Linked DNA regions of Mus musculus: region 1 is linked to region 2. Evidence: chromatin loops called from intact Hi-C (ENCODE). Cell type or tissue: heart. All regions are shown on one strand. Each heading gives the region's core, and the rest is flanking DNA. Links, peaks and the distances in the headings are about the cores only. Region 1 overlaps Gm35317 (a long non-coding RNA gene). Region 2 overlaps Sestd1 (SEC14 and spectrin domains 1).

Region 1 (7,498 bases), core at 1,656-5,655, 58 kb before region 2:
TGATGAGTGTGTTTTTCTCCTTTGATAGCATACAACCTTCTTTCCAGTACCCTATACACTTATCAGTAGGGGTGAAACTTCTAGTTAGGCACTAGCTTGATTTCCTCATGGCCCATGTTTATATCTTCAACAATAAGGCCTTACCATCAGGGTTGTTTTGTTTTGTTTTGTTTTTAGAATAATCGATAGTCTTTGTGATGTTCTGGGGGTAAGAGGTCTATGTGACTTCTTTGGCTAATGACACCACAGTGTAGGGATGCAACCCATTCCTCTGCTGAGGCTGTGTGTTACTATTTTTCCTGTTCTCAAGTCTGAAAGTTTTACTAGGGATCTTCCTGTGGGTTACAGAAGCAGTAAGTAAGTATAAGGAGAGGAAGACTGAGAGCAGGAAAAATAGTTCTTCTGGAGAAAGTTCACACCTTCGTATTGCTAGACTAATACCAAATAGTGAGCCCGGAAAACACAGAAATAATATGATACAGACTGAGTCTCGTGTATTTATGCATGCATGCATGTGCGTGTGCGTGCATGTGTGTAAAGAGAGAAAGGGAGAATATTTGGGATGGTTTGGAGAAAGGAAAGGAATAGGGTAAATGATATAATTATATGTTCAAAAAATGAAGAAAAAAAATTTAAAAATCAGGGAGCCTGGGAGGGTGGGCTGGGGTTTCATTGCTTCACTGAATTGGACTTTGGTACAATTGTTGCTTGGACTATGGTACATAGAAATACATGGCCAGCAAGTCCTCTTCTCTCTCTTGACATACCTTTATTGGACTGCACAACGATGTTTGTTATTACCTTCAAAATACCTCCTGTAGGGTGCTCAGCTTACCTCCATTTCTACTGACTTCAGCCACACTGCTCTCTGGAGACTGTTCATGGACCAGGTACTTATGGTACTTATTGGTCCAGCCTACAGTGACATGGAGAATACAGAGACCCACGACCTCAATGACCCCTGGGCTACTCCTGAGCTCAAGTTTAGAGGTAGGGTAACTTTCCCCAAATTCAGTCTAAGGGGAAGCTGAATACAATGAGTAATTGATACAATACCTGCCCCAGGACTTCCCTGTGAACTAAAATAACAAAATAAGTTTTGCCTTGCAGAGAATGAACGCTGTTTGGACCAACGTCAGAATTCATCACAGGAAAGGCAAGCGTCTACAAGTTCAGCAGACCCTGACAACGGCCCACTGCTAGGAGACCCAAATGTTTAAGGGCTAAGCTGTTCTAATACTTCATCTGCTTGCCTCCTCCTTGCCCTTCTTCCCCCTCCACCTCTTCTCTCTCGGTTTTGCTCCCTTATTCCCCATTTTTCTCGTCATACTGAACTTTGAATAGTATTTGACTGTGCCTTATTTAAAGATTTTATATGCTTTTATATCCCAGCTATAAATTTTTCCTTATTTTTTCACAATAGGGAAGTATTTCTTTCTTTTTTGTTCTTTTTTTTTTTTTCTTATCACACTCTCCTTCCCTTTGCTTCTGGTTTTTTGAGACAAGCTTTCTTTGTGGAACCTTGGACCTTCTGGACCTTGCTCTGTAGACCAGGAGATGTGCTTGTCTCTACCTCCTAAGTGCTGGGATTAGAGGCATGTCCTACCACCACCTGGCTTTCTTCTTTTTTTCCCTTTAAAATAACAATCTGTTTCTTCTTTTCCTTTTATTATTTTATTAACCCTACTTCCTCTCTTTCCCTTACCTCTTCTGTAATCTCACTCATTTGCTGTTTTTCATTAAATCTGAATAATTTTTAACTTCATGTAACAGTGTATGTTAATTTTGCCAGTTTCTGGTGTATAAGTATTGGCGATGTGTTTGTGGAATTTATTTAATTTTAATGTGTTTCTCTAACTAGGTTGGCTTGGTGGTGTTAGGAGAGCAATCTGTCTTCTTGTTTTGAGTGGTACTTTTGAGTGGGTTGAGTCCTCACGAGTAGGCTGCTCATTGTGAAGACTTCCAAATAAAACTGGAAGGGCGATCCAAATCAACAGATGCACAAATTGCAATGGCAGCACCGCAAAAAATACAAAAAGGCTAGGTTACTATACGTCCTCCAAATAATCCTTTGACTACTGTGGTGGTTTGAATATGTTTGGCCCAGGGAGTGGCACTATTAGGAGGTATGGCCTATTTGAAGTGGGTGTGGCCTATTTGGAGTAGGTGTGGTCTTACTGGGTATATATATATATATATACCCAGTAAGACCAGATGATGTAATAACAGCTGACTATGAAAGGAAATCCCAGAATCCAGTAGTTGCTCAGTCTACAAGGCTTGATGTCTCAGCTGGTATTCAGTATCTGCTCAGATCCCAAGGAAGAAGGCTCTAATGCCAGTGAAGGAGTGGACTTGCCAGTGAGAGTGAAGGCAAAGAGCAAAGGCTTCCTTCTCCCGTGTATGCAGGCTTCCAGCAGAAGGTGTCCTTCAGATTAGATCTGAGCTAAAGATCCACATTAAAAGTGTGTCTTCCTACCTCAAAGGTCTAGATCCAAAGTAGATCTTCCCACTTCAAATTAAGCAGAAATCCCTTGCAGGAATGCTCTCTATTTTATGGTTTTAGTTAATTCCAAATGTAGTCAAATTGACAACCAAGAATAGCCATCACAGTACACAAACAAGATAAGTACACAATAAGAAAACTATAAACCCATTTTCCTGTTGAACAAAGATGTAAAAACGCAGTAGTAGAGCACATAAACAGACCTCCAGTCCTTGTGTTTGCAAGGCCAATGCTTTACACACTGACCCATCTCCTCAGCCCTCTCTTGGTTTTATTATATAGTTGTAAAAGGTTGGCAAACAATAACTTTTGCTTGCCATCAAGATTTCTCCTTTTTGTGGTGATAAGGCTCAGATTGTGAGCTGCATAAAAGATTGCATGATAGGAGACGGAGAGTCTGACATTCCTAGCTTCCATTGCAGCTACAAGTGGCTGCTTAGCTGGTTTCAGTTCAAAGGAATCCAAGCTGAAGGGTCATGTGTCATCTCTGGGAATCAGTCCTCAGATGCAACACGTGCATACTTGCCGTTGCCCTTCACCTCTGTTTATCCTCATGCCTGAAGCCCAAAACGGTTTCTGGAGTCATCTCTGAGATTGAGTCCCTTCAGAATTCAACACTGAAGCACACTGTCTGCTTTGTTACTGTTCCAGCCCTGAACGGCCAAAAGGACTTATGCTTAACAGAGAAATAAGCTTCTATTTACACTGTTATTTAAACACTGTTATTTAGAAGTTTTTTTTCACACATATTTAAACTTAATCTTAAGTATATAGGCTTATGAATTTTGCTATAGTTCAGCCTTTTCACTTAGCACAATATCATCTTTTATCACTAGGTAATCATTGTAGCCATAATTTTTAATGACTGCTTACAACTTCATCTCATAAATATGTAACAATGTATATAAACAACTTATAATCATTTGATGTTTTACTTAAACTTGATTCATTTATTTAGTTCTAAAAGCACTCTGTATTCAATGTACCCATTACTACTTGAAAAGGTATATCAAGATGATTATTTTTTTTTTGTCTATCTATATGTTCGATGATACCATTCAATGATCTTTGTATCTCTCTCTCTCATTTTTTTATTTCTTTCTTTTACTGACTTTAACCTGTTTAAAGTTCTTATAGAATTGACTTATGAGTTACACACTGTATTCAATTAACTTACGTATTATTATGCCAGTACTCAATTTATTTTACTTATGATACCCATGAAATGACCTGAGGGCAAATATATTAAAATATTTATAACTCTATTTTTAAACTCTGACCAGTCTATTTTATTCATGTATTTTACAGCTGCAGATTTCTTTGTAGAGTGAGTCTGTCTTTGAAAAGCAATGCCCCAAACAGCGATGCGTTGCTTTCTGTCTAACTGGTATTTATGTCAAAGCCCCATCAAATCCATTGTTTCATTTGAATCCTGAATTGTACTATTATGACATCATTCAGATTAGCCACATTCAGCTTCTCAGCCTCCTCAGATTGAAAACCAGAGGATTTTCAAAATGAACTTGACTTTGCTTCACTGAAATTGTTCTGCAATGCTCCTGAGGAGACAGCTGTCAACTCCGTTGGCTACAGCCCCAGTGCTGGCTTGCGCTTACAGACAGGGTTCTGCAGTCAGGTCAGAGCCGTTAGCCTCATGCTAACTATGGTTGCAGCTGTCTTTGGTCATGCTGAGCATGGTCCAGCACCGTCATCTATCAGAGCACTGTGCTGTGCCTGCCTTAAAAGCAGATCCCTGTAAAGTAGGACAAGTAACTGAAGCTTTGTAATCGTTCAGTATGGGGCCTCAACTCTCATCTTAACTCGATGGGATGTGCTTGGGAGAGGCGAGAAGTGCTTGTAGGAACAATAAATCATGAGAGAGGCATTCTACAGAGTTTATTTTAGCTTTTGCTCCTGACAAGAGAGTGGCATGCCACACTCAGAGTTCAACGGGTCCTCCGAGCAGAAGTTCTTCTGTCCTTCAAAAGATTTCTCTACTAGTGAGGTACGATTCAAGTGTGACTGGACAAAAAATGTAAGCAATTTCTAAGATAATGATTTTTTTTCAGGGAAGCTTAAGTGGCCACTAGACCAGATGGAGGTTTTCTATAACTAAGCCGTATCTGTAGAAATGTGCTGTATAATGTTATAAAGAGGATTTAAAATGGAAATCTTCTAAGGTTAGGTATATAGATAGCCTTTATAAATCTCATATGAGTCAACTTTTATATCAAGGCAGTGTAAGACAGGAAAGGGAGCTAGGAGAGACAGTGGCAGGATTGGAAAGACTGTCATCGAGGACGTCTGCGAGACAGTCCTAACTTAGGTCAGGCTACCTGTACAAGAGATTTCATGGAGACAACAGTTAAACCACACAGCAGAGAGGTCATTCAAAATGACTTTCCCAGTTTGGTGCCATCGGAACACACTGCCACAAACACGAACACATGTGCAGGGGAGCACACTTTCCATGCTTCTTGGTTAGGAAAATGCCAGTAAGTGCATTTCCACACAGCGGGGCTTCTCTGAGCCTTCAGGAGAGCAAATACATTGGTTGTCTCCAAGAAAGGCTCTAGACTGCAGCAATTTCTCAAATGTATTTGGCACCTAGTGGGGGATTCTATTTCTATCTCCTAGAATATGGAATATGGAACATAGACTATATATAATACAATATAGAATAGAGAAGAATAGAGAATATAGAACATAGAATATAGAATATATATATGATTTAGAAGAAAATAGAATATGGAATTGGAATGTAGAATGTGGAACACAGAATGTGGAATGTAGACTATAGAATGTGGAATATAAAATATAGAACTTAGAATCTAGGAGAGCTCAGAAGAAGTGCATGTTATTTTGCCTTTGAGGGTGGCACAGAATGTGTGCCAGGAGGGTGAAGGAATTCTTCCTTCTCTATAGTACTTCAGGCAAGAAGTTTAGGTCTGAACTGCAGTGCCTACATGAGATATTATCTCCTTGTGAGAAACTGCAATAGCCTTTTTTTTTTTTTTTTTTTTTTTTTAGATTTATTTATTCATTATATGTAAGTACACTGTAGCTGTCTTCAGAGACTCCAGATGAGGGCATCAGATCTCATTACAGATGGTTGTGAGCCACCATGTGGTTGCTGGGAATTGAACTCAGGACCTTCAGAAGAACAGTCAGCACCCTTAACCACTGAGCCATCTCGCCAGCCCTGCAATAGCCTTTTAACATCCAAAGAGAAAAACTCATCTGGAATCAGGGGGAAAGAACTAAGAATTCCATTACAAAGTTGCTAATTCACTCCGTTTGTAAAACCGTAGCATTTTAAACCTGAGAAAGATCTGAAAAGAACCCCACTTTAGCCAATTCTCGGACTTTACAATGAGAAAATTGAGTGGTTTGCCCAAGGTCATCCAATTAGTGGGAAGTCTAACGAAAGGCAAGACCTAGTTGTGATAACAGTCCTATCATGTTCTCATAAACCCTGCACAGCAGGCCACTTAGGGTTTTTTTTTTTTAAGCACATAAAAGGAAAACATGAAAGGTCTTCCTTTGCTAACCCTTCACCAAGCTCTCCTCTCAGAGATGACAGCTTCTGTTGCTTTTCCCTTTGGGAGTAAACGTGCACTATCCAACTAAGTTCCACGCTCGACTACTTCCCTATCAACCTTAGTCAGGACTCAGTAATCACTGACCATGTGCTGGCCTTGCACAATCTGAGTCTGCCTTCAAAGTGCTCAGTTGGTGAAGGACATAGCAGAGTCTGTGACAGGTGCCATGTCATAAGCTTAAGGAACTCAAGGTACCCCATGGCTTGAATTGTGAGAAATCAGGAGGTGAGGGGCTGTGTTTTCTAGGAGGTATAAAACCTTTAATGAGAGACTTTCAAAATGAAGTTCATTTTTATTTTTGTATATGTGTCTATGTGAGTGTATACCACTGTGTTTCCCCTTCAGAGAAGAAGAGGGGGCCGATTCCCTGGAACTAGTTACTGGTGATTGTGAGCAGCCCACGGATGCTGAAAAACAAACTCATGTCCTCTGGAAGAGCAGCGAGTGCATCTAACCACTGAGCTATCTCTCTAGACCCTTAAATAAAAATCTAAAACTCAAGGGGTAAAGCAGACAGATAACATTACGTGGTTGTGAAAACAGCAAGCAGAAGCACAGTGCAACGAAGTGTGGTAGAGAGCAAGGCAGGGAAACAGGTTTAAGAATACAGAGGCATCACTTCAGTATACCTCCATGAAGATATGGGGCCCACACAGTTACAAAAGCTCAAACTGGAAGTGACGTGGTGATGGGATTAGAACGAAAGAAGAGAGGCTATAGAGATGGTTCCAAAGTGTTGGATTAATTGTTAACGGTACTCAAACTGCCCCTCCGCTGGCAGCACACGTTCCTCCACCGCCACCCGCCAAAATGCTCTGAATTCTCAAATGAAAGACATACACATGCAGCCTTATTTTTAGTATCTCCTAAGCAGCTCAATGACTGGGCCACTCCCAAACTTCCACGTTGTTAATGCCTCCCCTCCAATACTCTTGAATTATTACTTACTAAAATCTATATTCCATCTTTGCTACCCCAGACCCAATCTGGGGAGGGGACCCTGGGGCTGCTCTTCCTGAGCTCTTACATGGCTCTATGCTTTCTCTTATCAGCTCTCAAACCACGTCCTCCTGCTTTCCCTGGCAGGGCAAGATGGCGATTCTCCTTCCCGAGATTCCCTTGCCCGGAACATCTAAAGTCCCGCCTCTGTCTCTCTGTCATTGGCTGCCGGCAAATTTATTTACCAATTAGAGCCAACTGGGGGCAGTGACCCGTGGCATCTCATGTACAGATGGGCAAACCCACAACACCAAGGAGCACATGAGGAGAACCTGACAGGGAATGCAAAAGTTCCAAGGAGGTCACGAGCTAACAAGAACGGAAGCAAGGGGCCTCTCCTTCAAAGACAGATGATCGGCCAGCAGAGATGAAAGTGAGCATGGAGACTGGA
Region 2 (7,498 bases), core at 1,886-5,885:
AGAGTATTTTTATTACAGAAACAGGAAAAGAAACCAGGACACTCCTCCTGCAAATGGCTTACTTAACCTTGTCGTAGGAAGCATTATATGAAACAGTAGTTGTTTTGCAAAGAGAAAACAACAGTTTATGAAAATAGATATCCATATTCATTAATCCTCTTGCTCCTTTGACAAAATAGCTGTCACAAACACAGAGTGCAGGGTTTCTAGTTTTGGCTTACAGCTCCAGAGGCCATCTGCCATGGCGGCCGAGGCCAGGCTGCTCTCCGTCAGAAAGCAGAGTGTGGAGTGCTGCTGCCCTGCTCGCTTGCCCTTTGCATGCAGCCCAGGTCCAAGTCCAGGGAAAGGCACTGCCCGAGTGGAGGGTGGGCTGTCCCTCTCAGTCTAACCTGATCTAAATATTCCCTTACAGACATGCCCAGAGACTTGCTTCCATAGTGATTCTAAATCCCACCAGGTTGCCAGGGTTATAACCATTGTAATGTTTTAAGGCAACTCAGAAATGATAAAATCCTATACTAATTTTTTCAAAGACTTTTAATTCTTTTGAGTTTTTAAAAAGGTATTTATAGGAACAGTAAAGAGACAATAACAGTGTCCATATATATTATTTAAACAAAGTCTGCTATCATTTTGTTTGCTGGTTATTTTGAGACAAGGCTTACCCTTTAGCCCATGCTGTAGTGGAGTTTGCTGTTAGCCCAGGATAATTCCTACTTGGGTTCTTCATCTCTCACCCTCCTGGTTGCTTGAATTACACAATACATCACCATGTGTCATTGAAATTCATAGTCTTCTATTTTCTTAAGACCATTTTTCATGTAGCTTAAACTAACTTCTACCTCACTCTGTGGCCCAGAGGCCTTATCCTGTCTCTGATCATAGATGTATGGCACCAGCTCCAAGGTAATCTTAATCTGCCTTGGAATTTCTTTTGGCCTAAACAATAACATGTATAGCTACTAAGAGTCTAAGCATCTCAACTAGGTACAGACAAGAGGTTAACAGGCATTGGTAATGGATACTGAGTGTGGCACACTGCAGGGTCTTGTGGCAGAACTGTGTGCAGGTAGCTTTGGCTGCTACTTGTAAAAGCGGTTCAGAAAAGAGGGGCAAGTCAGGAAGAAAGAGGAAAGAGAAAAGAGGCCAGTTAATAGAGAACACGGAGATAAAAATAGGAGGACAGATAAGAATTCAATTAACTTCTGGGACGGTGCCTTTCCTCAGAGGAAGGAGTTGGTGTTCCAGTTCATTATTTTGGGCATGCGTGTTTAGCTCAGGGCTTTGTGTATGACCTCTATAAGTAAGACATGTGCAGGATTATAAAATGATACCACCTTATCTCTAATTAGTTGTACATCAAACATCAGGTCTCTGTTTTTTTTTTTTTTCCAGGAGCCTTGGCTGAGGGGCTTACAAGCCTCTGCAGGAGGCTTGTGGACTGACAGGAGACAGAACCGGATCTCTGTCAAGTTCTCAGTCGGCTTCTGGTTTTCTAAATGGAGTAGATGCTTGTGTTTTAATGTGTGTTTTTATGGAACCTAAACCTTTTCTATGTTTAAGAGATACATACTGTCTACAGTATCATTTCAAGATTTCTGTGCTATGATTGTATCTCCATTTTTGTGGCCGGAGTAAGGTTGCCAGCTTCCTGGACTCTTGTCTTGGTGTGTGGAGGCTGGCCAGCCTCTGTTCCTCAGCTCTGAGGGAGGGTCTGATGTTTCATGATACTGGAAGTAGGCCTGTCGCTGTGTTAGCATATGGGGCCTAATTATCCACACTTGTTCTAGAATAGAAAGACTTTCATGATTTCTACAAAAAGCAAAGTCTTATGATAACTAAACATTAAACAGCTTCTCTAGGGAGAGGGAAACTTACATCAGGTAAGCCCTTCAACCCAGGTTCCATTTGTGAGACTACACAGTGGGAGGAGGGCTGATTCCCACAGGTTGTCTTTTGACCTCTACCTGTGCACTGGGCCATGCACTGTCCCCCTTCCCACCCAAAAAAATATGATAAAAAAGTAAAAACCTCTTCAGATTACCTCAGCTATTTTTTGTATACATACTGGGCTCCTTGTGTGTAATGCTCAGGACTTGGCCCACACAGTGATAAGTGGAGCGGGCTTGGTCCTGCCCTGCTGGATCAAAGGCACTGACTGAGTGGATACTAAATGTCTATGCCGACTCTGATAGGAACACATAGGAAGGACAGGGTAGGCAGAGGCGAGTCCTGTGAGCCACAGAAGAGGCAGTGCAAAGAGGTCATCGGCAAGCATGAGAAATGTCCTCCCTCTGTGCTCGGGGGTTTTCACATTTATGTGTTATAGGATTTTTTTTTTCCAGAGAAGTTTTAACTTGGATCGCTGTGTCACTAATAACTAAAGAATGTCTGCTTTAAGACTGAAATAATTCCATTTTCTCCTGTATTATATGCAGCAGAAAGAAGGACAGCTAAAATTGATAATGTTTCCTTTAACTTCTTTTCTGATACAAGATTATTCATAATGGGTTTGGTTTTAGAACCAAGACAGCAAGATTCAGGATTGATTAGGTTTCTAATAGAATTGAATTTCAAGTCAGGAGTCACGTCTTTTAAACCACTTGGACAAAAAGATGGTTATTATCCTTAAATATAAAGTAGCACTGCACTCGGGTCTTATGTTATTTTACTTACAGTGTTAATTTCCATCTCAGCTCATGATTTTAAAGCCTATGGGCAATGGTATTTGTACTGGCTAGTTTTATGTCAACTTGACTTGCTCTAAAATCATTTGGGAAGAGTGAAACTCTTGAGAAAATACCCCTACCAGATTGTCCCATGGACAAGCCTATAGCACATTTTCTTAATTAGTGATTGTATTGGGAGGTCCCAGCAAATTGTGGGTGATGCCATCCTGGGCAGGTAATCCTGGGTTCTATAAGAAAGCAAGGTGAGCAAGCCACAGGAGCAAGGCAGCAAGCAGCACCCTTCCATGGGTGCTGCATCAGCTCCTGCCTCCAGGTTCCTGCTTTGAGCCCCTGCCCTGACTTTCCTCAGTGATGGAGTGTGTGACCAGAGAGTTTCACAGTAATAGAAACCCAAAGCCAGTGTCCTTCACTGTACAGCTATAGACATTAAAATGTAGCATTTGCATCAGCTAAAACATTAAGTGTAGGACTTGTTTTGTTTTACCTTCCTTAGGACAAACACACGCTGTTTCCCTTGGGAAGATGTGTATTCAACTTATAAGTTTTAAAAGGGTTTCTTAGCTTTCTTCATTTTTTTTTTTTTTTTAGCAAAGCACTATGGGACTTCTTAATGTCTTTATTTACTGTGTGCTCTCAACTGTGTGTATGTGTCCATACTATTATTCATATTAACACTGTTTGAGACATTTTTATATTCTGAGTAATTCAACCAGTGACTGTACAGTGAGCTGTTCTCTGAGAAAGCTCACATTAGTCAAAACCGCCTGTCCACTCTGTGCCCGGGATGCTCTACAACCATGGCAAAGCTAAGGAAGGCTTTAAAGCTAGGTGGGGATTCCTCAGACCAGCCAAGCCATGTAGAAGAAAGTGTTGCAACCAGATGGCAGCAGAGCCCAGGGCATAAACATAGAGGTGTTGCTGATGAGAGGAATACAGCTGAAAAGGCAGAGTCACGATCCTGCAGAAATGTCTGTCACAGTCCAGTGGAGGTTTGGCCACTCCATACTAAGTACAGTAGTAGGCGGACAGCTTTATTTTGCAGATGTGTGAAGATTGGCTGAGAGGAGAGTTTGCATCTGGGAAGCAAACCAGAGGCTGTTCAGTCAGCAGGCAGTGGTGCTGGGGATGGGTAGAGACGTAGGCTCTGCAGCTGTGGTTTGTGGAGGGCATGGACTTTTCTATGAGGTCTTATGATATGTGTGGATGTGCATGTGTGCCATTGAGTGATAGGGAAAACTCTTGAATACTGTAGTTTTACTGAAATTGCCTTCATCTTGAAATAATATAAGGTTACAGAATGGCAACCAAAAAAGAATCTGAAGAATTTCCATATAGTCTTTACCTTATGGTCTCCTAATATCAACTCCATTTCTGCATTTAATGTATTCTGTACTGGGACTCCACCCAGGGCTGTGGTATCCTGGGCCAGTGCTCTGCTACTGAACTGTATCTCCTGACCTTTTCTTTCTTTTTTACATTTTTGTTTTTAGTTAGCATACAAAGCAACAGATTTACTTATGGCGTTTTCATGCATTTTTAGTTTTGGTAAATCATCTTCCACCTCTCCCCATCGCCCTGTTCCCCAGTCTCCAGTTGTACCCTTCAGTCCCCAGAATTCCCCTTTCTACTTTTTTGTTACTTCTATTCTGTTCCCTTCCCTACAACTCTCCCTTAAAGTCCCTTTCTGACCTCTCAAGGACCCATAGCTAAGGCTCCTTACCTCTATTCACACTAACACCCACTTATCTATACATACACACACTTATACACACACATACCCACTTATACACATACACACACACTTATACATACACATACCCACTTATACACGCATACTTATACATGTACACACACTTATACACACACACACACACACTTATACACACACTTACACATGTACACACACACACTAGAAGCTAGGGGTTAGTGTATGAGAAAGAAAATGAAGTATGGTTTACCTCACATAATATATTACCAGTTTCACCCATGTTTCTGCAGATTTCAGATTTCATTATAGCCATTGTATGTTTCTGTCACATTCCCCTTAATCATCCGTGGATGACCATCTCAGCTGACTCAGTTTCCTTGCTACTGCACATAGAACAGCCCTGAGCATGGGTATGCAAGCAACTCTGGAAGGGTGTAGAGTCCTTTGAGTGTGCCCAGGAGTGGTATCATGGGACCCTTAGTAATTCTATTTTTAGTTCTGTAGAAGCCTTCAGACTGATTTCCATTGTGGCCCCCAGCGCGTGCACCCCCACCAGCTAAGGTTCTCCCTGCTGTGTCCTCAGCACCATTTACTGTCATTTTATTCTTTATGGAGCCGATTCTGACAAGATCGAGAAAGAATCTAATTTGCATTTTCCTTATTGCTAAGGATGGAGAACCCTTTAAAATTATTTATTGGCCATTAGTATTTCTTCTTTTGAGAGCTGTCTGTTTAATTCACTGTCCCATGCCTAGGTTTTGTGTGTGTGTGTTCCTGTTCCCACACACACACTCACATGTCTTCATGTACTTGTACATATGTGTGTATGTGGAGGCCAGGTGGCAACATTGGGTGTCTTTGAGACAGGTCCTTTCATGGAACCTGAAGCTCATTAATTGAGCGAGTGTGGATGGACATCAGGCCCAGGCTTCTGTCTGTCTCATCCCCCTCGGTGCTGGGAGTACAGGTGTGTGCACGGAGCCTTCTTCCTTATTTTTTTTTCTTTTTAATGAGTGAAAAATTGCCTGGTGATACTGTAGGACCAAGCCGCCCCCTGCAGAGATCTGGAGCTCTAATGTGTCCCAACTTTGAGAATATATCTTGAGACAAAACTGTGGGACTTAAACAGAACTCGGAGTGGGAACCTGGCAGCACCCTGCCACTTGTCTCTCCAGTTCTTTCACTTGGCCCCATGGAGATCTGAATTCAGGACCTCACACTGGCAGGGCAATGAGCTACCTCCCAGACCCCAGGCCTTGGTGTCTTGAGACAGGATCTTGTATAGCCACAGCCACTGCCTCCTTAGTGGGGTCATAGGCATGTGCCACCATACTCAACCCCACGTTTACTTTTCATAAAGCAATAAAGAAATATTATTTCTCATGAGCCATTGAAAGTGATTTGTATATATTGTATTCATTTACTTCTAAATATTTTAGTATCCACTGTCCCAAAAATACAAATGAGAATTTTCTTATATAATTATAATATAATAAAGCATCAGGGAATTATAGACAACAGAAAGGTTTTGTTCAAATTTTGCTGTTTATTATTATTTTTTGGGAGGGAGAGAAAAACTTATTTTCTTAGCACTGTTTTATGTTCAGTGTGTCTTGATCCCACCCTCTTCCATTTTAAATCAGGACGCACTCTCAGTCTTTGCTTCACAGGCATTGTGGACGAATACTCACTAGGTAACCGAGCCCACTGCTGAGCTGGTGGGATGCTTCCTCAGCGTCAGTTTTTTATTTACTTTACATCCCAGTTGCAGCTTCTCCTCCCTCCTCACCTCCCAGTCTCTCTCCCTCCCCTCCCCCATCCACCCCTCCTCCACTTCTCCCCTGAAAGGAGGAGGCCTCCCATGGGCATCAGCCAGCCCAATTATGTCAAGCCAGGCAAGACTTCCACAAGGCAGCCCAGTTAGGGGAAAGAAATCCAAAGGAGGCCGTGTAGTCAGAGACAGCCCCTGCCCCCACTTTGGGAGTCCCATATGAAGACTCAGCTCTACAACTGCTACATATGTGTAGAGGGCCTAGGTCCATCCCACCTGCATTCTCTGGTTGGCAGTTTGGTCTTCATGAGTCCCTATGGATCAAGGTTAGTTAACTCTGTAAGCTTTCTTGTGGTGGCAGGACTGTTCCTTTAGTAGACTGAGTTAAGGTATGCTACATTGCCAGTGTAGGTAAATAGGGTTGGTTTTTGTGATAGCTTTCTTATCTTCTTTGGAAAGGTCTCTCCCTCCCTCCCTCCCTCCCTCCCTCCCTCCCTCCCTCCCTCCCTCCTTCTCTCTCATAATAAATGGAGGCACATAATAATGGAGGCAGAAGTTGAACCACAGGAAGGAGAGCACATGTACTCACTCTTTCTCTCTCACTGTCTCATGAGAAATGGAATCACACAATCCTGGAAGCTGAACTGCCTCAGGATCTGCTGTCTGCAGTCTGGAGACCCAGGAGAGCCTGTCTGTGCCTTCTGGTCTGAAACTAAAAGCTTGAGGACTGAGAACAGCAGCGTTAAGTTCCAGGGCAAGGATGGAAGACTAAGGTCTTCTTACGCAGGCCATGAGGCAAACAGTTCAACTTTTTGTTCCTTTTGGGTTCTGTTTGGGCCTTCAGTCTATTGCGCGCTCTCCTTATGAAACAGAGGGCAGCACTCTCCGACTACTCCTCAGCTCAGATGCTGATGTCTCAAAATGCACTCTTGGGCATGTAAGAAGCTATTTAAACATTTAAGCAACTATTGACATCCTCTGGCCAAGTTGGTACCTACATACCTTTGAAGCTTTGTTCTCCTAAGTTTGCCCTGTTGAGCCTGCTTCTGTCCAGTCTTAATAATGATGCTGGCTGTCACAATTCTTCAGGGATTTTTCATTGATGGTGGCCTTACCTTTCTGTATGATTTTGAGTTAGTTTCAGGTCTTCTGTTACTATCCTCTTTCTCCTAGAAACTTTCCATTCTTCTAGATCCAATCTTTATTATCTAAGGGTTAAGGGGAAATCCTTAGAAACATCTCTACAAAAACATGAGTTGTGTTTTCTATATTAATTAAAGTTAGTAGCCGACCTGAAGTTGTATTGCAGGTACAAAGTTCTAGAGACCT

The links. Hi-C counts contacts between places; a loop is a spot of excess contacts. Peaks named below come from ENCODE experiments on the same cell type or tissue, not always from the same donor. Only the 100,000 strongest peaks of a DNase experiment are listed, where the experiment ranks them.
Region 1: a loop joins it to region 2, with 2.0 times the contacts of the local background. A loop is called at or near these places in 5 of 42 quality-filtered maps.

What each region holds. Positions count from the first base shown.
Region 1 is chr2:77,313,834-77,321,331 of GRCm38, reverse strand. Gm35317 (a long non-coding RNA gene) reads left to right here. Exons shown (of 4, transcript XR_866499.2): 3 at 857-990; 4 at 1,111-1,611. Among named protein-coding and RNA genes, the nearest start is that of Gm35317, 6.3 kb to the left of the region's middle. In heart, for the core only: no CTCF peak of the experiment used is centred there; a DNase peak (open chromatin) is centred at 4,101; H3K27ac peaks cover 397 bases.
Region 2 is chr2:77,256,445-77,263,942 of GRCm38, reverse strand. The region is part of intron 1 of Sestd1 (SEC14 and spectrin domains 1); the gene reads left to right. It also overlaps the pseudogene Gm13650. Among named protein-coding and RNA genes, the nearest start is that of Sestd1, 20 kb to the left of the region's middle. In heart, for the core only: a CTCF peak has its summit at 3,558; no DNase peak of the experiment used is centred there; H3K27ac peaks cover 214 bases.